Linked DNA regions of Homo sapiens: region 1 is linked to region 2. A link is a loop called in an ENCODE intact Hi-C map of the cell type or tissue named here. Cell type or tissue: CD4-positive, alpha-beta T cell. All regions are shown on one strand. Links, peaks and the distances in the headings refer to the core of each region. The heading gives the core; the rest is flanking DNA.

Region 1 (11,158 bases), core at 3,086-8,085, 950 kb before region 2:
ATATACATATATATATATATGAGGAATATCACATGCAACCTGAACTGACCACTACAGAGAGAAACTAATAATAGAGCATCAGGCACTAGAAGCTTATAACAGCCGTGCTGCCTTAAGGGGTAAAGGAGGGTGCAGTGACACAGGGATGAAAACTAACATTTCTGAAACCATTACACACTGGAAAGCTCCCAGGGCTGCAGAGTGGAGGCTGGGAGAGAATAGGAGAAGTGACCAAACAGATCTGTCCTTAGGAATGATTTTCACTGCCTTGCGGGTAGACACATACATGGAAAATGTACTTTCTCAATGTGCAAACAATTAAGCATTCTGGCAAGTCCCCTGTATCTAGAACCCTCTTTACTACCTGTCCCTGGGTTTGAACTTCTACCATGGTTTATTCATTCCATGGATTAAGGTTTTAGAAGTCCAGGAACCCCATGCTAAAATGCGTATTCCCCAGGAGTTATAGCATCTTAAGCCAGCAATGAACAGGCATCATTTTTTGTGCTATTACCAGTCAATTGGGGGTGACTTTCTATAGCCCTGAGGTGTTCCCCAGGCTCAGGGAGAAAGAGCTCATGATTGATTAGTTATGTCTGCAGTGGTCATGGTACTGGAGTGCCATGCATTTGCCACTCGGTACTAAACTATTATAATGGGTGTAACAATTTTGAAATGCCTTCTGATTTATGTTCTCTTATCAAGAAACCATTTATTTTCCCTATACCCCATCTGCATTAAGGTTGAGTGAAGAAGATAGAGTATGGGTGATAGGTAAGCCCCTCCTGATGGGAGAGGATGCAGAAGTCCTTCCAGAGAAGAAATAACTCTGGGAGAGGGAAAAGGGCGCAAACATCAGAACAACAACAGTGCAGACTCCCTCCTCAACCAGGTAAGTTTGGAACAGGTCCCAGGGCAGAAATTTCATTTTCTTGTTTTCTAAGGATGGAGGGTCAGGAAAAAGATCAGGTTAATCACAGAAAATAAGAAAGTTGTCTTTTCACACCTGAGTAATGGTATGTTAAAATTGTGAGTCTGCTACATGATAACCAGCTGCTTAATGTGGGGCTAAACTCATCATGTAAACCCACAGAAAGGTGGTTTTAGATGACAGAATGGAGAAAGAAGGACTATCAGTTATTGAGCAACTATTATGCACCAGGCATGCAGTAGGCACTTTACAGAAATTGTTTAATCCTTGCAACAATTTTTTGAGAGGGAGGTTATCCCTATTTCAGATATAAGAAAACCGAGGCTCAGAAATTTAAATTATTTGTTCATGTTCACAAAGCTAGTTAAAAGTGGCACTAGAGGCTGGGCATGGTGGCTCACGCCTGTAATCCTAGCACTTTGGGAGGCCAAGGCGGGCAGATCACTTGAAGTCAGGAGTTCAAAACCAGCCTGGCCAGCATGGTGAAACCCTATCTCTACTAAAAATACAAAAAAATTAGCCAGGCATGGTGGTACATGCCTGTAATCCCAGCTACTTGGGAGGCTGAGGCAGGAGAATCACTTGAACTCAGGAGGCGGAGGTTTCAGTGAGCCAAGATTGCACCACTGCACTCCAGCCTGGGTGACAAGAATGAAACGCCATCTCAAAAAAAAAAAGGGGGGGGGTGGGGGATGGGCACTAGGATTTGAAGTAGGATCTACTAAAAATAAAAAAAATACAAAATAATTACAAAAATTAGCCAGGCATGGTGGTGCACGCCTAAAATACAAAAAAATACAAAAAATTAGCCGGGCATGGTGGTGCACTCCTGTAATCCCAGCTACTTGGGAGGCTGAGGCAGGAGAATCACTTGAACCTGGGAGGCAGAGGTTTCAGTGAGCCAAGATTGCACCACTGCACTCCAGCCTGGGTGACAAGAATGAAACACCGTCTCAAAAAAAAAAAGGCCGGGGGGGCGGGTAGGCACTAGGATTTGAAGTAGGATCTGGCCAACCTGAGATGTGTAATGTTTCTCCTCAGCTACAGGAGGCATGGGCCGGGGGACGTCAGCTGCCCCCATTTCCAGGGAGAGACTGACAAGCGGAGATATTTGGCATAAAATGTGTTGTTTTTACAGAAATCTTTAAATAGCTGTAAAGGATTAAAATAAGTCATGAAAATAAGAAACTTTACATCAAAAGAAGAATAAAAAGTATCAAAGACATCTAATAAACCAGCAAGCATTTTAGTACAGCAGTTGGATAAGTAGAATGACTGTGTACAAATTTAATCCTATGAAACTAACTTAATGGAGGTTCTAGTTCTAGTTAAACTATTAACTTAAAAATCTTGTTTTGTTTAATGTTTCAAAATGTGGGTGGGAAAATAGAAGAGAGAAGTATTCTTTTGGAATTGTAAAAGAACTTAATTCTTGTCTACTCTAACTCCTCTATTTTACACATGAAGTAACAGACCCAGTGTAAGCATGTTTTACAGTAACCTCCATTGAAACTACATGAGGCTGGACACGGTGGCTCACACCTATAATCTCAACACTTTGGGAGGCCAAGGTGAGTGGATTCCCTGAGGTCAGACGTTCGAGACCAGCCTGGCCAACATGGTGAAACCCCCATCTCTACTAAAAATACAAAAATTAACCAGGTGTGATGGTTCACACCTGTAATCCCAGCTACTTGGAAGGCTGAGGCAGGAGAATTGCTTGAACCTGGGAGGCAGAGGTTGCAGTGAGCCGAGACTGCACCACTGCACTCCAGCCTGGGCAACAGAGTGAGCCTCCATCTCAAAAAAATAAAAATAAAAATAAATAAATAAATAAACTCCATGAAAGCAGGGACCTGGTCAGCCTTGTTCTTTTTTTTCTTTTCTTTTCTTTTTTTTTGTTTGGAGATGGAGTCTCACTCTGTCACCTAGGCTGGTGTGCAGTGGCACGATCTCGGCTCACTGCAACTTCCGCCTCCCAGGTTCAAGCGATCCTCCTGCCTCAGCTTCCTGAGTAGCTGGGACTACAGGAGCCCACCACCACACCCGGCTAACTTTTTGTATTTTAGTAGAGACAGGGTTTCACCATGTTGCCCAGGCTGTTCTCGAACTCCTGAGCTCAGGCAATCCGCCAGCCTCAGCCTCCCAAAGTGTTAGGATTACAGCTGTGAGCCACGGCGCCCGGCCGAATCCATCTTTTAAGAAATGCATTCATCATACCCAGTGCTTGAACATCGTCAGTGGTGAGTCTGCAGCTACCCAGCCTCAAGATTTTTAACTTGCTGACCAGATGCATTTGCTGAGTGATGGAAAGGAGGGTTCCACCTACAAAACCATTCCAGGAGATATCCAGTTCTTCCAAGTCTGGGAGAAAAGGCAGCAAGGCAACTAGAAGTGAACAGAAGAAAATACAGATATGTGTATGTGACTTGTGATTTGTAGTAAATAAAATGCAATGCTTACATACACAGGATATAGTTTTACACTGTAAGAGAATAGACAGTGGTAGGCACGCTGACTTTGGGCAAAGCAGGGAGCCCTCAGCTGTACAAGTGGAGAAATTGTGATGTTTACATTTGCTATTTCTTGGGATGTTTTCTATTTCTGCCAAATAACTGCAGTCTGAAAATGCAGGAGTGTGTCTGTAAGATTTCATACAGCCTCTTTTCCTAAACTCAGCTGAAGTCTTCAAAACTTGAGGAAGGATCAATTAACTTGTTTTTCTTTTCCTTTTTTTTTTTTTTTTTTCAGACGGAGTCTCGATCTGTCGCCAGGCTGGAGTGCAGTGGCACGATCTTGGCTCACTGCAACCTCCGCCTCCCAGGTTCAAGTAATTCTCTGCCTCAGCCTCCCGAGTGGCTGGGATTACAGGCACCCGCCACCACGCCTGGCTAACTTTTGTATTTTTAGTAGAGACGGGGTTTCACCATCTTGGCCAGGCTCGTCTTCAACTCCTAACCCCGTGATTCACCCGCCTCGGCCTCCCAAAGTGCTGGGATTACAGGCGTGAGCCACTGCGCCTGGCCTTTTTCTTAAAAAAAAAAGAAAAAAGAAAAAAGAAAAAACCTACTCGGGAGGCTGAGGCAGGAGAATGGCGTGAACCCGGGAGGCGGAGCTTACAGTGAGCTGAGATGCGTCACTGCACTCCAGCCTGGGTGACAGAGCGAGACTCCGTCTCAAAAAAAAAAAAAAAGCGATGCTGTTTCTGCAATTGTCTGGGACCACTCAGCAGACTTGGGGTTACTAGGTGGGTAGCTGAGTATGTTTTATCTGCTTATCTCAATGGAAAGGCCCTATCTTCCTCTATGCAAAGTCTGCTGCATACAGACCCATTTCTTTCATGTCCGCTGTTGTTAATCCACAGTTATTCAAATCTAGACACTTGTTGACAGCCTTTTTGCCCAGCTTCTGCAGGAAATGCTCATTTTTCTCCATACTGGATCTCCATTCCATTTCTGAACTGAGAGGCTTAGCTGTGTGATAAGCATAAAAAAGAATTTGCTGTTAATGATGGATGTATTAAAGATGCATAATGACCACAATCAGACAAGTGAAAAGACTGCATAACTCTGAATTGCTCTTTTATAAAAACCTCAACTCAGAGGCAGAGCCATTTACTAGGGACAAAGCTTAACTAACCACTGTTCCTGCCGCCAGGTGCCCAGACACTGCTTCAGGAGCCTGAGGAACGCAGTGGCTTTTCTATCATGACCTGACCTGGGCTTCTCAGCATGAAGACAGAGCTGCATTCCTGGGTGAGAAGTAAACCTGTCAGCCCGGCTTTTGAGATGCTTGCTTACTTGAAGGGCACGCATATCTTTGGTGGATGCAACTGCTAGGGAGGAAGCAGAGATACTTGCCTCCTCAAACCAAACAGGTGAAGAAGGGAAAGCGTTGAAATCACCATCAAGGAGCTGCAAATGGCCACACGGAGTAAGTGGAATTCTTGCCGGTCAGTTTCTAGACCATTCAATTGGCAAACACAAATCCAGAGAAACTAGGCCTGGGAGAGCTTTTGCTTTTTCTCAACTCCTGCCAGAAAGTGAATTTGGAAAGCCTCGTCTGTCCTCCTTGTTATTAGGGACTACTGTGGCACCCTCACTAGCTTCCTCTGTAATAACACTGTAATAACATGCTAGTGGCTGGGCACGGTGCCTCACACCTGTAATCCTAGTACTTTGGAAGGCTGAGGCGGGTGGATCATGAGGTCAGGAGATCAACACCATCCTGGCCAACATGGTGAAATGCTGTCTCTACTAAAATACAAAAAATTAGCCGGGCGTGGTGGTGCACACCTGTAGTCCCAGCTACTCAGGAGGCTGAGGCAGGGGAATATCTTGAACCCAGGAGGCAGAGATTGCAGTAAGCTGAGATTGTGCCACTTCACACCAGCCTGGCAACAGAGAGAAACTGCATCTAAAAAAAATAAATAAATAAATAAAAAAGATAGCACTATAATAATAAAAGCTATCATTTTATTGAGCACCTGTTATGTACTCGTTCTTTGCCTACTTGCAGGTGCCAGCATTTCTTTTTTCTTTCTTTTTTTTTTTGTTGGGGGGGATGGAGTCTCACTCTGTCACCCAGGTTAGAGTGCAGTGGCACAGTCTCAGCTCACTGCAACCTCCACCTCCCAGGTTCAAGCAATTCTCCTGCCTCAGCCTCCCGAGTAGCTGGGACTACAAGCGCCTGCCACCACGCCCGGCTAATTTTTGTATTTTTAGTAGAGATGAGGGGTTCGCCATGTTGGCCAGGCTGGTCTCGAACTCCTGACCTCAGGTGATCCACCTACCCGGCCTCCCAAAGTGCTGGGATTACAGGCATGAGTCACCATGGCAGGCCAGGTGCCAGCATTTAAGACATACATAAAACACATCATACTTTTCTAAGGAAAAATGAATATACATGTACTGACAGTGATTTTAAAGTGATTTTGTAAGTGAAATATACAATTTTAAACATATAGATTATGTATATTGAAATCCAATAGGAAATAATAAGTTCTGGAATGAGCAGTAATATTTTATTAACCCTGACAAAAAGGTGTAAGACAACATAGCTAAGAAGAAATACATTGGTACCTGTGAAAATTAAAAGATAGTAGGTTTGCAGTAGTAATAAATTTAGACCAAATGATTAGCAGGATAATAAAAACTACACCTGTAATCCACAGCAGTCTTGTGGCTTCCTGTTTGGTCTAAGAAAACCACACGTAGGATACGCGTCCTTGTTGGGATGCTTGGTGTTACCACATTTCACCAGTAGGAGGCAGCAGCATCCACCATTTAACCTTTCACTCTCGCCTTCCGTTTTTATGGCACATTGGACACAAGGCATTTAATTTTGGGTAGAGTTGCCAGATTTAGGAAAAACAACAACAGGGTGCCCAGTTAAATTTAAATTTTAAATCGACAAGGAATTGTTTTATTGTATGCCTCAACTGTTGCATGTATTTTCTCTGGCAACCCTAATTTTGGGTGGGGCAGAGCAGAATTGTGGATGGGAGACAGGGAGGGACTGCCTCTTAGGTGCCAGCAAGTACAGGACATTTTGTCTAAACGAGTCACAAACCATTTCATAGATTTGGAAACTTAGAGACACGATTAATTAGGAAGAAGCAGAGCCTGAATTTGAACCCAGAATAGTTTGTTCCAAAGCCTAGTGTGTGTGTGTGTGTGTGTGTGTGTGTTATTTTTGTATTTTAAAAAATTTCTCTGCATTGCATCTTATTGCTGTCTCTCTTTTGTTTTTAAGCTTTTTATCTCGACCTACAATCATCCTCAAGTTCCAGCCCCACCAAACCCACTCTTCTGTTTTCTCCTCAAGACACTGCTCTGTCAAGCATTTCCTTTACTGTCAAATGTTTGGAAAGAGTGGTTTCCACTTGCTGGCCCAACTCCTTCCCCACATTTACAAGCTAACCCTCTACCTTCTGGTTGCTACACTCCTCTATCCAAATACATTGTTTCTCAAAGGTCACCAACAATAACCTACAAACTGACAGACGCAGAAATCTCTTCTCAGTCCACATCCCACTGGGTGCTCTGTCATGTTTGATGTGACTGACAAGTAAGCAGTACAGTCAAAAGACCTGATCCAAATCACAGGTCTGTCTGAGGAACAAGTCACTCAACCTCTCTGAGCCTTGGTTTACTCATCTATGAAATGCCTGGTTCATTTCTCAAGAGCATCGTGATTTAAACTTACTGGAACCTCCTATGCACATGGTAATCTGCAGGGCCTTTTACCTGAGAGGTATTTGGTAAATATTTGTTAAATGAGCAAACAATTGAATGAATGAATATTGGTTTTACAGTTCCTCAATTACCAAAATAAATCATCATGATAAATCTTTATCAAAACACTTAAATATAAATGTGAGTACTAACTTATGAGACCCCTGGACATCTCCTCACAGATCATGTATTTCAATTTTTAAAAAATCTGTGAAACCGGCCAGGTGCAGTGGCTCATGCCTGTGATCCCAGCACTTAGGAAGGCTGAGGCAGGTGGATCACCTGAGGTCAGGAGTTCAAAACCAGGCTGGCCAACATGGCAAAACACCGTCTCTATTAAAAATACAAAAATTTGCCAGGCGTACTGGCATGCACCTGTAATCCCAGCTACTTGGGAGGCTGAGGCAGGAGAATTGCTTGAACCCAGAAGGCAGAGGTTGCGTGAGCCGAGATTGTCCCACTGCACTCCAGCCTGGGCAACAGAGCAAGACTCCATCTCAAAAAAAAAAAAACCTATGAAACCAAATTAGCCCAGTGTAGTGGCGGGTGCCTGTAGTCCCAGCTAGTAGGGGGCTGAGGCACAAGAATCTCTTGAACCCGGGAGGTGGAGTTGCAGTGAGCCGAGATTGCGCCACTGTAGTCCAGCCTGGGCGACAGAGTAAGGCTCTATCTCAAAAAAAAAAAAAAGAAAAATTATATGAAGCCTTCTCTTCACAGGATACCTTATGTCACAGCTCAGTGTGTAGAACAAGTGAGTCAGGGCTGCTACAGCTAGGCTGGAGTGGGGTGGGAGGCACCCATGGGGGGCGCATTAGTAACCACACAGGAGCCGCTCTGTGGAGATTGAGGCCTTTTCCTAGCTGTGTTAGCTCTGAACAAAGCTCTCGGTTCTTAGTGCTCTCACTAAGTTCCTTTCCGACTGAAATCTGTCAAGGTTTGTCAACCAAAACTCTCGACACTCATAAAACATTATTACACATTGGTAACATGGGTGGTACTGTACCAGGAACCAACATAACAAGTTCCTGTTTTCAAAGAGCTGCCTGTTTAATGAAAGAGACAGCAAGAAAGCCACCGTTACCGTATAGATGAGAAGTGGAGGCACGCAGGGGTGTGTGGTTCCACACTTCAGTGACAATAAGTACCTCAAGTCTGGTGATTCCAGGTCGGGGAGGAGGGTCTTGGGAAGTTTCCAAGAGAAACTGGTGCCTGGATTGCACCTTAAAGGAAGAGTGGGAGTCATCCAGGTGGGTGGACATGAGGGAGGGATAAGTCGGGGGGTTGCAGGGGAGGATGGTGACACGAGGGAACATCTTTCTAGCCACAAAGAACCACTTGCTGGGGATGGGAGAAGAATGTGGCCAGTCCAGGGAATTATAAGTAAATCAGAGGGCCACACGTAGAGGATGAGGGCGGCGCTGTGGTGGGAGGTGGGAGAAGGCAAAGGTCATGAAGAGATATCCAATATCCAACTGATCACTAATACCTTGAGGGCCATGCTTGGGAATATAGGTGAGAGAAACTCAGTGAAGGATTTTAAGCAGGCGAGAGACACCACCATATCTGTGGTTTAGAAAGAGCATTATGGCAGTGTAGAGGACAGATTGGCAAGAGAGCAAGACTGGAAGCAGAGAAACCAGTTAGGAAGCTATTGCTGTGGTCCAGGCAAGAGACAATGAGAGCTAGGCAGCAGCAATGGAGAGGAAGAACCAGGTGGGAGAGCTATTTAAGGACAGAATTAACATGACTCCAGGAGCCATAGAATTTTGGGAGAAATAGAAATGAAGAACCAAGCAGCTTGGGTGGTCAGTGTTGCACAGCAGGGATGACCCCGGCTTGGTTTTGCACTGTTAATTTAATCACAATTACATTTATTCATTATCTTCTTTCCTGATGCTCTAAATCACACTCTAGAACAAAAATGAACAATTTTCTGATAGAGATGGTTTTCTTTTAAAGACAGACTTTAATTTCCTATTTATAAAAACATACTTAAAATACATTTAATCTACTTGCTGCTAAAACTGTATTATTTTTGGCATTTGATGGCAAACAATCTGATGGAAGGGAGGGTAGGTATAAATGATATAAAATTGGCTAGGCACAGTGGCTCCTGGCCAGGCCTGTAATCCCAGTACTTTGGGAGGCCAAGGCAGGCAGATCACCTAAGGTCAGGACTTCGAGATCAGCCTGGCCCACAAGGTGAAATTCCTTCTCTACTAAAAATACAAAAAAATTAGCTGGGCATGGTGGCGGACACCTGTAGTTCCAGCTACTTGGGAGGCTGAGACAAGAGAATCACTTGAACCTGGGAGGCAGAGGTTGCAGTGAGCCGAGATCACACTGCTGCACTCCAGACTGGGTGACGGTGCGAAACTCTGTCTCAAAAAGAAAGAAAGAAACAAAATCGGCCATGGGTTGATTTTTTTTTTTTCTGTCTCAGAAAGAAAATTGGCCATGGGTTTTTTTTGTTTGTTTGTTTGTTTTTTTTTTTTTGAGGGTCTTGCTCTGTCACTCAGCCTGGAGTCCAGTGGTGCAATCATGGCTTACCACAGCTTCAACCTCTAAAATTCAAGCGATCCTCCCACCTCAGCCTCCAGAGTAGCTAGGACCACAGGCATGCACCACCATGCCCAGCTAATTTTTAAACTATTTTCTAGAGATGGAGTCTTTTTTTTTTTTTTTTTTTTTGAGACAGAGTCTTGCTCTGTCGCCCAGACTGGAGTGCAGTGGCGCAGTGGTGCAATCTTGGCTCACTGAAACCTCCACCTCCCGGATTCAAGCGATTCTCCTGCCTCAGCCTCCCGAGTAGCTGGGATTACAGGCACCTGCTACCACACCCGGCTACTTTTTTATATTTTTAATAGAGACTGGGTTTTACCGTATTAGCCAGGATGGTCTCGATCTCCTGACCTCATGATATGCCTGCCTCGGCCTCCCAAAGTGTTGGGATTACAGGCATGAGCCACCGCACCCGACCAAGACAGAGTCTTGCTATATTGCCCAGGCTGGTCTTAAACTACTGGCCTTAAGCGATCCTCCTGCCTCAGCTTGCCAAAGTGCTGGGATTACAGGCATGAAACACCATGCCCAACTGATAATTACTAAAAGTAGGTGACTATGGGGATTCTTTATTCTATTTTTGCATATGCTTAAAATGTTTTTAAAATGCTTTTAATCTAATAGATAATATATTGATGACATTGCACATAACACATAACTTTAGAGAGAGATTTGACAATATTTATTTTCATAACCCTTGAATTTGCAATCCCTGTTCTGGAAATTTATACTTTAAAAATAGCTGAAATATGGTGAAACAGGGAATGGGAAAGAAAGAAAGCCAAAGATACTCACCGAAGGACAAACAAGGAACTCACTGAGTAATTAAGACATATGAATGTGATGGAATATTATGCAACCATGAAAATTATGCATATGAGCATCATGTAGCAATGTGGGAATTGAGCAATATAATAATATGTTCTAGAAGTAGGATCACAGCTCCACATAAACTCAGGAGGAATCTGTAAGCTATTACAACTGTGGAAAAGATGCCAATCTGGCCCCAGCGACCTCTCTGACTTGTCTTCCACTACCCCTTCCTCTCCATGTCTCCCATCCTGCTTTAGCATCCCTGACTTCCTGACTCTCTCTCAAGCACTCTAGGCTCAGTCGTATCTAAAGCCTTTGCATGTACAGTCTCTTTGCCTGGAAAGCTATTTGCACAAATACCTAAGTGGCTCGCTTTATTCATTCATTCAGCAAAGCTGATTTTATTCAGATTGCTGCTCAAATGCCTCCAAATCGAAGACTTCTTTCCTCCACCCCCATCTAAATAGCACCCCATCCCATCATTCTTTGTCTCCTTAGCCTGCATTATTTTTCTTCATATCACTTATCACCACCTGAAGTTATATCTGCATTTGGTCCTTTTCATGGCTGTATTTCTAACACTTAGAGCAGGGGTTACTACATAGCAAGCACTCAA
Region 2 (11,158 bases), core at 3,647-8,646:
CTGCTCAGGTGATGGGCCCACCAAAATCTCACAAATCACCGCTAAAGAACTTACTCATGTAACCAAATACCACCTCTACCCCAATAAGTTATAGAAAAACGAAATAAAAATAAAAAGAGTTTTGCAGTACTGTGAAATACTGGAGAAACATCAACAGTGTTTCCTACTATTACCTATGTAAATAATACCAGGGAAGTGTGCATTTCTGAAAGAGATAGCCCAATGACTTCAGAATAATGAATGGTAAAATGATGAGATTTATTGCCAAGTATTTCTTTTTAATTTTCTTTCTTTTTTTCTTTCTTTTTTTTTTTTTTTTTTTTTTTTTGAGACAGAGTCTTGCTCTGTCATCCAGGCTGGAGTACAGTGGTGTGATCTCAGCTCAGCCTCCACCTCCCGGGTTCAAGCAATTCTCCTGCCTCAGCCTCCCGAGTAGCTGGGGTTACAGGCACATGCCGCCATGCCCACTGCTTTTTGTATTTTTAGTAGAGACAAGGTTTCACCATGTTGGCCAGGATGGTCTTGATCTCTTCACCTTGTGATCCACCCACCTGGGACTCCCAGAGTGCTGGGATTACAGGCGTGAGCCACCGCGCCTGGCCTATTGCCAAGTATTTCAAAGTACCCTGAATAAGTCAAGATATCTTATATAAGGTGAAGGTCAAGTGATGTCTCCTAGCTGAGTCAACTGCCCCTAGAACTGAAGAGTTTTCCCTCAAGCATTTAGATGAGAGTAAATCAACAGAAAACTTGAAATCTCTCTCTCCCAAGCAAAGGCTTAGGGTATTGATAAGACACTGGGGAAGGCAAGGACAGACCTCAAATGGCACTTATTCCCAATTATAGTCCTTTCTGGCACTGCAGGTGTTCCTGTGATTAATATGTATTTTTTACCAACGTCCTTCAAGGAACAACTCTGGGAGAGGCTCTGTGGAGGAAGCACATAGCATGAGCCTTCAGTCAAAATAGGTGCAACGTAAACAGTTCAATGCTGGAGAAAAACTTTGTTGACTTGCCAAGTATCACTGAGCTGAGGACAGTGTGCTCCACATGGTGACATATAAGTAATAAACTCCCACAGCTGAGAGATTAGTCTTTGCTTCTTTCTTCCCTGATGAACAAAGATAGATTGTTATTTAAATTCCTGAGGAATGAAAACCTTTGGCTATTCTGTGAGTTCCTCCTCTGGAGAAACTGAAGCCAATGGCCAGTGGCAAATTTGGCTCTGAGCCTGAATTTGGAACACCTCTGAGATGCACAAATACTGAACAAAATATGCAGAAACCATATTCCATGCTTACCTTGGCCCCAGACAGACATCACATAAACACCTGAGTCTTCGCTGAAACTCAGGGAAGAAGATAGAATAGAGAGGAGAGGAAACTCCACCAGAATGAAGAGCTATTTTCCTGGTAACATCAGGCTGTGGTGAGCTGCAGACCAGTAGCTTAATCATTTCAAACCTCATTTACTCCATTTCAAAAATGGAGACACTAATTTGTGATACCAGTCTAACTCCACAGAGAAATTCTCCAAAGAATATTAAATAAGAGACATCTATAAAGTAGACCAATTATCCTATAGTCAAGATAAAAAAAACTTTAGAAGTACAGTCAGTGTCCTCCAGTTAGCCATGAAAAATTCACTGGGGCTCCTGCAGTGTGACCTTGGACTCCAGCTGTATTCTTTCAAGAGGGTACCTTTGACTCCACAGTTGACTTTCCTGCCGTTCAGTGTCTTCTTCACTGTTTCTCATCTCTGTGCCCTGTTGCAAATAACTCATTCAAGCCATGGATCTCTTTTCTTGTATCCTTATAACTTCCCCTGGCAGATACCCTGCAACGTGTTGCCAAAGGCGTCTGCCTTTTTTTCATCAAGGTGTTTCTCCATTTTTCAGCGACTATTTCCTTGGCAATCACATGCACACACACATACACACAAACTCACACAAAAAATAACTGTCTCCAACCTCTACTATAGGTTTAAAAAAACCTTTTGGCCAGGTGCGGTGGCTCACGCCTGTAATCCCAGCACTTTGGGAGGCTGAGGCGGGTGGATCACGAGGTCAGGAGATCGAGACCATCCTGGCTAACATGGTGAAACCCCATCTCTGCTAAAAATACAAAAAAATTAGCCAAGCGTGGTGGCGGGTGCCTGTAGTCCCAGCTACTCGGGAGGCTGAGGCAGGAGAATTGCGTGAACCCTGAAGGCGGAGCTTGCAGTGAGCCGAGATCGTGCCACTGCACTCCAGCCTAGGTGACAGAGCGAGACACTGTTTCAAAAAAAAAAAAAAAAAAAAAAAGACTTTTAAAATAAATGTTAGTGGGGAGACAAATTATCTTAGTGAGGTGGTGGTGGGATTTGTTATTGTGATGACATTCCCAAACTATAGATCCTAGGAAGAGAACAAAATTAAATCAGAGTGTCTGATATGGTTTGGCTATGGCCCCACCCAGTTCTCATCTTGAGTTGTAATTCCCATAATCCCCACATGTTGTGGGAGCGACCCGGTGGGAGGCAATTGAATCACGGGGGTGATTTCCTCCATGCTGTTCTCATGATAGTGAGGGAGTTCTCATGAGATCTGATGGTTTTACAAATGTCTGGTATTTCCCCTGCTGGCACTCATTCTCTCTCTTGCTGCCCTGTGAAGAGGTGCCTTCCACCATGATTATAAGTTTCCCGAGGGCTCCCCAGCCATGCGGAACTGTGAATCAATTAAACCTCATGTCTTTATAAATTACCCAGTCTTGGGTATTTCTTCATAGCAGTGTGAGAACGAACTAATACAGTGTCTCTGTAGCAAATTAACAAATTGAAAAAGTAAACAAAAACAAAAAAACCTATATTTAATCTAGTGGAGAAGAAAAGAAGCCATGTGCATAAATCACTAGCCCTTTTTCAAGTGCAGTGTCTTGGAGGATCCTAGAGACAGACTTCCTGGGTTCAAACCCTGGTTCTGCTGTGTATCAGTCTTGTGGCCTTGGGCAAGTTATTTAACCTCTCTAGGCCTCAATTTCCATCTACAGATAATGTAAAGTACTAGTATTAATCCATAGGCTTATTTTAAGGGTTAAATAGAATAACATATTCAGGACACACATATATGCCTGGCACATAATAAACATTTGTACATATTAGTTATTATTAAGGTGAATTGGGTTTGAGAGATTGGTTTGTTTAAACAAAGATAATTAAAAGCTACTTGAAGGTAGAATAAAAGAGCTGTATGTTTGTGAGGTATTATGGGCTTAACAAAGTGCCTGGCACCACGTAAAAAGAACAAAGATATTATAACTACCAAGACATAGCCAAAAACTCAGTTGGCTGGAAGAGAGTGCTAAAAAGCTCTGTCCCTTATGAGCACAGCTGCGGGACTGCAAGGGCGTACGGTTGAGAGTGCGCGATAGGTGAGCGAATTATGTCAACCATATAAAACCTACCTGCGCTAATGGTAGGACAACAATATTGTTCTAGTTTGCAAAGATCAGCATATTCTCCAGACAGAGAACACTGCTAAAAAGACAGTAGCATAATGCATCTCTCTGGAATACACACATACAACCCTCTCCTCCACGTCCCAACCAAGGTAATCAAGTTCTTTCATTGTAAAGAGTGCAATGAAAATGCCAGAGGCATCATCAAATTGTGAATCATATAATGCCAAAAGGTACCCAGGGATGACCTCACCTAGCCCCATTTGTGGGAGGAGGAAATGGGGGTGGGTGGAGGTTGCTGACAGAACAGTTGTCCCGAGGCCACACAGCCAGTGATCGGCAGAGCTGGACTAAGAAGGCTTACTGATTCTAACTCTTCGCTGTGCTACACTGTCTCCCATTCCCACACCCATCTCCACCCACCTCAAAATCTTAAACCAGATGGCAAATCCAGCTTCTCCTGGACCCCTAGAAGATACTCCTTCTCTGAGCTGTCACATCCTCGGGGCCTTCTAACGCCTTGTTCACTGCTGCCACCTAGGGAATTTCAGTGAGTTTTCCTCCTTAGGCTGTTGCCTTAGGTGCTCAACAATGGCCATGCACCTCCGTCCTATTCAAGGCCTATCTCCTTAATTAATCATCCAAGTCACTTCATGCTCAGCTCACCAATTAGCAGAGCTATTCACAGTGCAGGCATTCAGATGATACACATCTGACCTTGCTGATGAACACATCTTTTTGTTTGTTCTTTGAAATATTGTTAGGGAACTACTCAAATGCTTTGGGTTTAAAAATATTACTCCAATAATACTGAGTAGTTGCTGAGTTCTAGTTTAATATCTGATTCTTTTCAAGGTGCTGGTGAGAAGGAGCTCATCTACTTCATCCCCAGCATTGCAAGCAGGAGAATATCAGACCTATTTACTCAGGTTCAATGTGTCCAGATCTATTAACTGAAGTTCAGTGTTAGTCATACTTCCACTTTCCCCTGACCACTCCCTCTTTCCTCATTTTATAGCCAGATGCTAGCGTTTAGCAATAAAGTAGCCATTCATTCCCTCAACCTTAATTACTTGATAGTATCCATTGAAACAGAAACACACATGAACTAAATCCCTAGTGATGAAGTCCATTGCTTGACCATAAAAATGATAAAACAGACTCCTGACAAACAATAACAGTCCAGGTTGACTTCCTATGCAATTAAAACCAGACTCCTGGAATTTCCAATTCAAGAACAGAATACATGGAAATAATCAGAGTTGATTATTTTTCTAAGCAGGGAAGGTTAGAAAGCTTCCTGTTTTAGAATGTAAGCACTCTTTTCCAGCTTCATCATTATACCATGCCACATAAAGATATGACTATACCCCTTTTCACTATTCTTTCAGTTTTTAAAGGTCTGATTAGTAGTACTATAGCCCTGAGTATTTCTCCATAGATTCAATTATCTCCCTATGCACAGTATAGCATAGTGGTTTAAATACTCGGGCTTAGGGGCAATTAGACCTAGGTTCCAAACCAGGCTCTACTTGGGTGTGTAATCTTGCAAAAATTTCTTAACATTCCTAAGCTTCAGGTGCCTCATCTATGAAATGGCAGTAAAAATACTAACTTCACGGTAAATTTTCTGTGAGAATTGAAGATATAAAAGTTTGGTGTTGAGCACATTGCTTGGCCTATAGTAAGTAATCAGTAAAAGTTAGCTGGTATTGTAATTATCATCGTCATCATTCATATAACCATTGCCAATGTAAGATCCTCAATTACAAGGAGAAGCCAGAGAAAAGGGAAGGAGATTTCAAGTAGTTCTGGTAGACAGTGGCTTTGTAGCTAGGACTAAAAAATACATTCAATTTTAAGTCAGAATGCCTGAATTTAAATCCCAGATCTATATGAAGGTACTTAGCTTCTCTGGTCCTCGGTTTCCTTATCTGTAAAATGGAGGTGGTAATAGCAACTGGCAGATTGTTGTAAAAATTAAATGAGATAATGACACTGAACGTTTCAAGCCCAACACCTGCCCCAATGGCAGGCAAGCTTTCTTGCTTTTGCCTAATGAATATTTTAGGGCCCTTGCCCATGGTCTAACTTCTGCTTCTGACTGTCACCTCCTGCAGATGAGATGAGGGTGGCAAATCTGGATGCAGGACGCTCTGGGAGAACCTGGCAATCACACTTTCAATCTTTTGATCCGATAATCCCAAATACAAAGAAGAAGGCCCTCAGCAGTTCTCTATTAGGTATAAAAGGGAAGAAAGCCAGTTACAATGGCTGGAAGACCTTAGAGGAAAGGAGGCCCCGGGAACATGGGGACTAACAGCAAATCCTGGTACTGGCCACAAGCCACAAATTTGTGTAGGGGTAGGGAAGAGGATAGGGGATGGCTGGAGCCTGAGACCTGGTGTTTCCTATGATCAGTGCACCTAGCTTGATGACTCATGTTCTTCTAGCTTTTGGCAGCCTAGACTGGTATGTCACTGAAATTTAAAAGCTCCCTGAAATATAGGCAGCATTTTCTCTCCAGCTGTATTTTGAAAAGATGACACAATTTGGATGCAACCTTGTTTTCCAACCTGAAGCAATATTCAGACAGTGTGTTGATGTTTTTAAGTCAGTAGGTGTGTCTGTTTAGTATGTGTGTGCATGCGCGTAAAACGCTCTCCCTCGTGATGCAAAACATGCCCTTTTTCTAATGCCCACGAAAGAAAGTTATCTTAAAGTGAACAATTATTTGTTTGGGATGTCACACTCCAGAACTCTCCACCAGCTAGTCTATTGGGCCCGCTAGCTTCACAGAAGTCAAGGCCAGGTTAATGCATACTATATTATTAGCGAAATAACTAGGTCTTTAACACCTCTCCCTCCAAAAAACAAACACACAAAACAGCTTTAACTTTCATCCCTCTCCAATACCACACTGAATGCCCCACCCTAAGCCATAGCCCTATAACCTCCTCCTCCCCTCTCCTCTTCTGAATGAGAAACCATGAGTGCCCCCTAGTGGTTCAATGGCCGTAATTGCACTCCCCAGCTTTTTGTTTGCCTAATTACTAAGTTTTACCAGCAGGGTTGCAGCCAAGTTCAAGTGTCAAGTTCAAGAACATTTTTGTACTGCCATGTGGTGATTCTGTTGCAGCTAATAAAGAGCTTAAAAGTCTTTGGGTCTGTGAAGCATAATCTCAGCTTTTTCTGTTTGGCGGATCTTCTTAGGTTCTCCTTGGTTCTGCACAGCTGATAATGTGAGAGGGGTTGCTGCTCTCCTCTTGCCGCAACCCCCACCCCAGGCCTTCTCACTCCCAAAACCTACCAAAACGTACCAAGCTGCCTCTTTGAATCTGCTGGCGTGGTAAGGGGAATGGTGTGGCGCATGTGAAAGAGATTGTCCCAAATGGGCAGAACCTTGGGACCCCAGCAAAATCCTGTGTTTAAGTTCTGGCCCAATTGCCAAAGTTCATCCCCAGTTCTTGTTTCAGACTAGCTCAGAAATTCGTCTCATTGATCCCTTTAAGGGCTTTTGTATGCGACTCTGCCACATCAAGAAAATAGCTCTACTACCACCCACTCAGAATATTTGCAGAATTTGCTTTCTTGAGATACGATCATAGCAAAAGCCATGCAGGAATCCCCACTTACCACAGAGGTCCATTTCCAGACATCTCATTGTGACCCCACTCCTCTGATGGCTGCAGACTCAGTCCCCAGAGGAGGAGCTCCTTGAGGCAGGGGTTGAAACATTTTTATAAATTATTATCCCCAGCATGTGGCACAGGGCCCAACATGTAGTAGGTGATCACAAAATTTTCTGTCAGGGAAAGCGTTAAAGTACTGAACTACTCTCCCAGTCCCCAAGCCCATTCTGATGTTAAACTCCTAATTCCCAATGTGACTGTTTTTGGAGTTCAAGCCTTTAGGGAGGTAATTAAGATTAAGTGAGGTCCTAAGGGTTGGTCTATAATCTGAAGGACTGGGGTTCTTATAGGAAGGAGAAGAGACACCAGAAATTTCTTTCCTTGCGTGCTCACAGAAAAAGGGTTATGTGAGGACACAGGAATAAAGTGGCTGTCTACAAAGAACAGGAAGAGAGGCCTTACCAGAAACCAACCTGATCACACCATGATCTTGGACTTCCAACCTCCAGAACTGTGAGAAAACACATTTCTGTTGTTTAAGCCATCCAGTCTCTGGTATTTTGTTAATGGCAGCCCTAGCAAACTAATACAGAAAGGGAAGCTCTTTAATGAGATTCCTGCAACCAGACCATGGCACAGTTCTAAATTCCAAAGAAGGAGGGAGGACAGACACTAACACGTGTTGAGAGCTGACGGATGTGGCAGCACTGAAGCAGCTGTTCCTGGAAATTCACCAGTTGTCTTCTGATCTAAAAACACTCCTGGGGAAGCTCGTGAATACCCACGGGTGAAGTGTTTTCCCCTGTACTATTCTCCCTACTAGCCATTCCCCAGTGCCTGGCTTTCAGTGATCTCTGGGTATGTGAACTCGAAACCAGCATTTCAGTAGGGAAGATGTAGTCAGGCAGAAGAACGTGCTCCTGTCTACCCAAGTGATGCTCCTAAGTGTCTCCATGAATGTCTATGAGTACCCAGGAATGAATGTTGTGTTTCTCATCCTGCATTGGATTTTACAGCCTTCATTAAATTTTGACCAACAAAATTGAGTGAGAAAAATCAGGCTTCCTGCAAGGAATGAGCTAAAACCAGTGTCGGGTTCTCACTGTGAACCTTGCATTTCCCTTTAATAACAGACATCAGACCACCTGCAAAAACATTACGTCTCACTAAGCCAGGTAAGAGTGAAACTAGAGAAAAGTAGAGGAAATGCCTTAAGTCAAAGTTTTGATTTGTAAATCTTAGAGGAGGACATGAAGCCCATGGATAAGCAATAGACTGGAAGAGTACAAAATGATACAAGAGGCAGTTTGCCTACCCCAGAGGAACAGATCCCCTGCGTAGAAAAGAATAGCACTGAGGAAGGGCTTTATGTCCTACCCATTCCTCCTCTAGCCCCCAGCCATTCTTAGAGAAGGGAGAGGTGGCAAAAAAAACTCATAAGAAAGTTTGAGATATCTAAGAATAGAAGCTTTGGGGCATGTGACTGAAGTTCAGGAGGGCAGCAGCCATTATGCAGCTTCCCCAAATGTAACTTAAAGAATGGCTGCAAAGACTATCCAGGCAGACAAGGCTGAGGTGATCTCATGGAGTTCCCTCGGAGGCTCATGGAGCAGCCAGTTATTTCCCAGAGGGGCTTAGAAGTCTAGAGAGAGAGCCGAGCCCAAAAAAGCTTAGTCTGTTCAGCCAATTCCCTTGGTGACCTAATGGGAATCAGAGCACACTAGCAAGGACAATGTCAGTGATGAAGGCTACAGGGACTTTATGCCCTCCGTGGCCTCTCTCTATTCAGTCCAGTGCCACCTGAAAGCTTCTTGGAATTTACCTGCAATGCTGGATAAAGAATTGGGGTCCTACATTAGCTGTCCCCAGAACCACCATACACAGAAATGCATACTATTCACTGCACAGGGACCCCTAGCTTAAGAAGCAGGTGTAGGCAGAAATCTAGTTTGTGTTGGCGCGGGGCTGCACCCTCCTGGAAGGGGATCTTTTTCTAATTTGCACAATGATGCCATAGGTTAGTGGCAGCTTGACTGAGCAAAACTTGATTTGACAGAGGTCCCTCTGAAGTGACTGAAAAGTTTTCACCACAAGCAGATTGAGGAACTAAGTAGAAATTAAGTTGGCGTATGAAAGAATAAAGTTAATGTCTCTTGCACATCTGAGTCTGTGGCCTGAGATTTATGACCACTATAAAGAAAAATATGAAGAAACCAACTCCTCCTCAAAAGAATGCATCTCTCTCTCTCTCTGTCTCTCTCTCTCTCTCTGCCTCTCTCTCTCTCTGGATGGCCTCACTCTCTTGCCCAGGCTGGAGTAAAGTGGCGTGATCACAGCTCACTGCAGCTTCAATCTCCTGGGTTCAAGCAATCCTCCCAACTCCCAGCTTCCCGAGTAGCTGGGACTACAGACACAGCACCACATCTGGCTAACTTTTTTTGTAGAGATGGGGTTTTGCCATGTTGCCCTGGTCTTGAATTCCTGGACTCAAGCCATCCACCTGCTTCGCCTTCCAAAGTGCTGGGATTATAGGCCTGAGCCATTGGACCCAGCTCAATTTTTATAATGATTAATATTTTGGTATATTTTCTTCCAGTCTTTTTCTGTATGCATTTTTCCATAGTTAATAACACATAGAACCTACAACTTGGTATCATGAATTTTCTGCTTAAAACTGTATCACAGGGGAAATCATGTAGACCAGGGGTCGCCAACCCCCGGGCCGAGGACTTTTACCAGTCTGTGGCCTGTTAGGAACCACACGGCACAGCAGGAGGTGAGCGGCAGGCAAGCTTCATCTGTGTTTACAGTCACTCCCGTGGCTCATATTACCACCTGAGCTCCGCCTCCTGTCAGATCAGCAGCGGCATTAGATTTTCATAGAGCAGGAGCTCTACTGTGAACTGTGCATGGGAGGGATCTAGGTTGTGTGCTCCTTATGAGACTCTAATGCCTCATGATCTGAGGTGGGACAGTTTCATCCTGAAACAATCCCCCATCTGCCTCTCCATCCATCGAAAAATTATCTTCCATGAAACCAGTCCCTGGTGCCAAAAAGTTTGGGCACCACTGACACAGATGGTAGATCTTGACCTCATCTGTATTTTTGAAACATCTGAGTTACTTACACAAGTGCTATGCCCCATGGCCACATCCCAGAGCAATAGAATGCCACCATTAACATGCCAAACTTAACCAAACTTAACATGCCACCAGAATCACTAACTTAAGGCACAGATGTATTCAGAGTTGAGAAGTTGCCTGAGGACTGAATCTTTGAGACTCCTTACTCAGATAGGTACAAATATTAATGTGATGTAAATCACGTGGGGATGGTGCTCAAATGCTGATGCTGATTCAGCAGCGCTAGGGCCTGAGATTCTACATTTCTCACATGCTCGAAGTTGATGTTGCTGGCCAGTGGGAGGACTGCATTTTGAGTACCATGGGCTCAGAGGTCCAGAAGATGAAAAAGCAGCAGAAAGATAATTTCTACTAAATTTCTACTAAAGCATTTTCCAAGTCATTACAAACTATTTTTTAACTATTGTTTTTAATATTTAGATATTTCATAGAATAAATAGACCACATTTTTTCTCTTAAACATTTCCTACTGTTGGCCATTTAAATTGTTTTCAATTTTGCTGTTGTAACTAAGGAAGGAGAAACCTCTTTGTGCATACTTCTTTGTCCTCAACTTTTAAATGAGAAACTAATAAAGGAAAATGATGAGTAGTGGAGCAGGCCCCAGAGTAACACACCCCTGAAGGCCTGACTTCCCTTCCAACATGTGCCAGTGTTACTGTGTCCTCAGGCAAGCTAAGCAATGTTTCTTCACCTCAGTTTTCTTTGCTACAAAATGGGCTTTTTCTTTTCTCATATCCTTGAAATAAAGGGCGTTCATAAAATTATCTGCAACTCAGAACTCCCTCTGTGGAGCTACCGTGTTATTTTTTTGTCACAGCTCAGGGACAATGACCAGGTATGCCAATGGTAATTGCTGGGGCCACCCTCCCCCAAAGCCAACCCAATACAGAACTGCTGATGCCACAGTCATAAACAAACCCTAGGATGTGGCCCACCCTTCAG

The links. A loop is a pair of places that touch in the nucleus more often than their neighbours do. Peaks named below come from ENCODE experiments on the same cell type or tissue, not always from the same donor. Only the 100,000 strongest peaks of a DNase experiment are listed, where the experiment ranks them.
Region 1: it touches region 2 in a loop (12-fold over the local background); 7 of 110 quality-filtered maps call a loop at or near these places.

Annotation. Positions count from the first base shown.
Region 1 is chr3:169,857,410-169,868,567 of GRCh38, forward strand. LRRC31 (leucine rich repeat containing 31) reads right to left here. Exons shown (of 9, transcript NM_024727.4): 2 at 4,261-4,404; 3 at 3,152-3,319. Among named protein-coding and RNA genes, the nearest start is that of LRRC31, 6.9 kb to the right of the region's middle. In CD4-positive, alpha-beta T cell, for the core only: CTCF peaks have their summits at 6,180 (motif pointing right) and 6,381; a DNase peak (open chromatin) is centred at 6,182.
Region 2 is chr3:170,805,716-170,816,873 of GRCh38, forward strand. The region is part of intron 2 of LOC105374211 (a long non-coding RNA gene); the gene reads left to right. Among named protein-coding and RNA genes, the nearest start is that of RPL22L1, 59 kb to the right of the region's middle. In CD4-positive, alpha-beta T cell, for the core only: CTCF peaks have their summits at 6,472 (motif pointing left) and 6,673; a DNase peak (open chromatin) is centred at 6,436.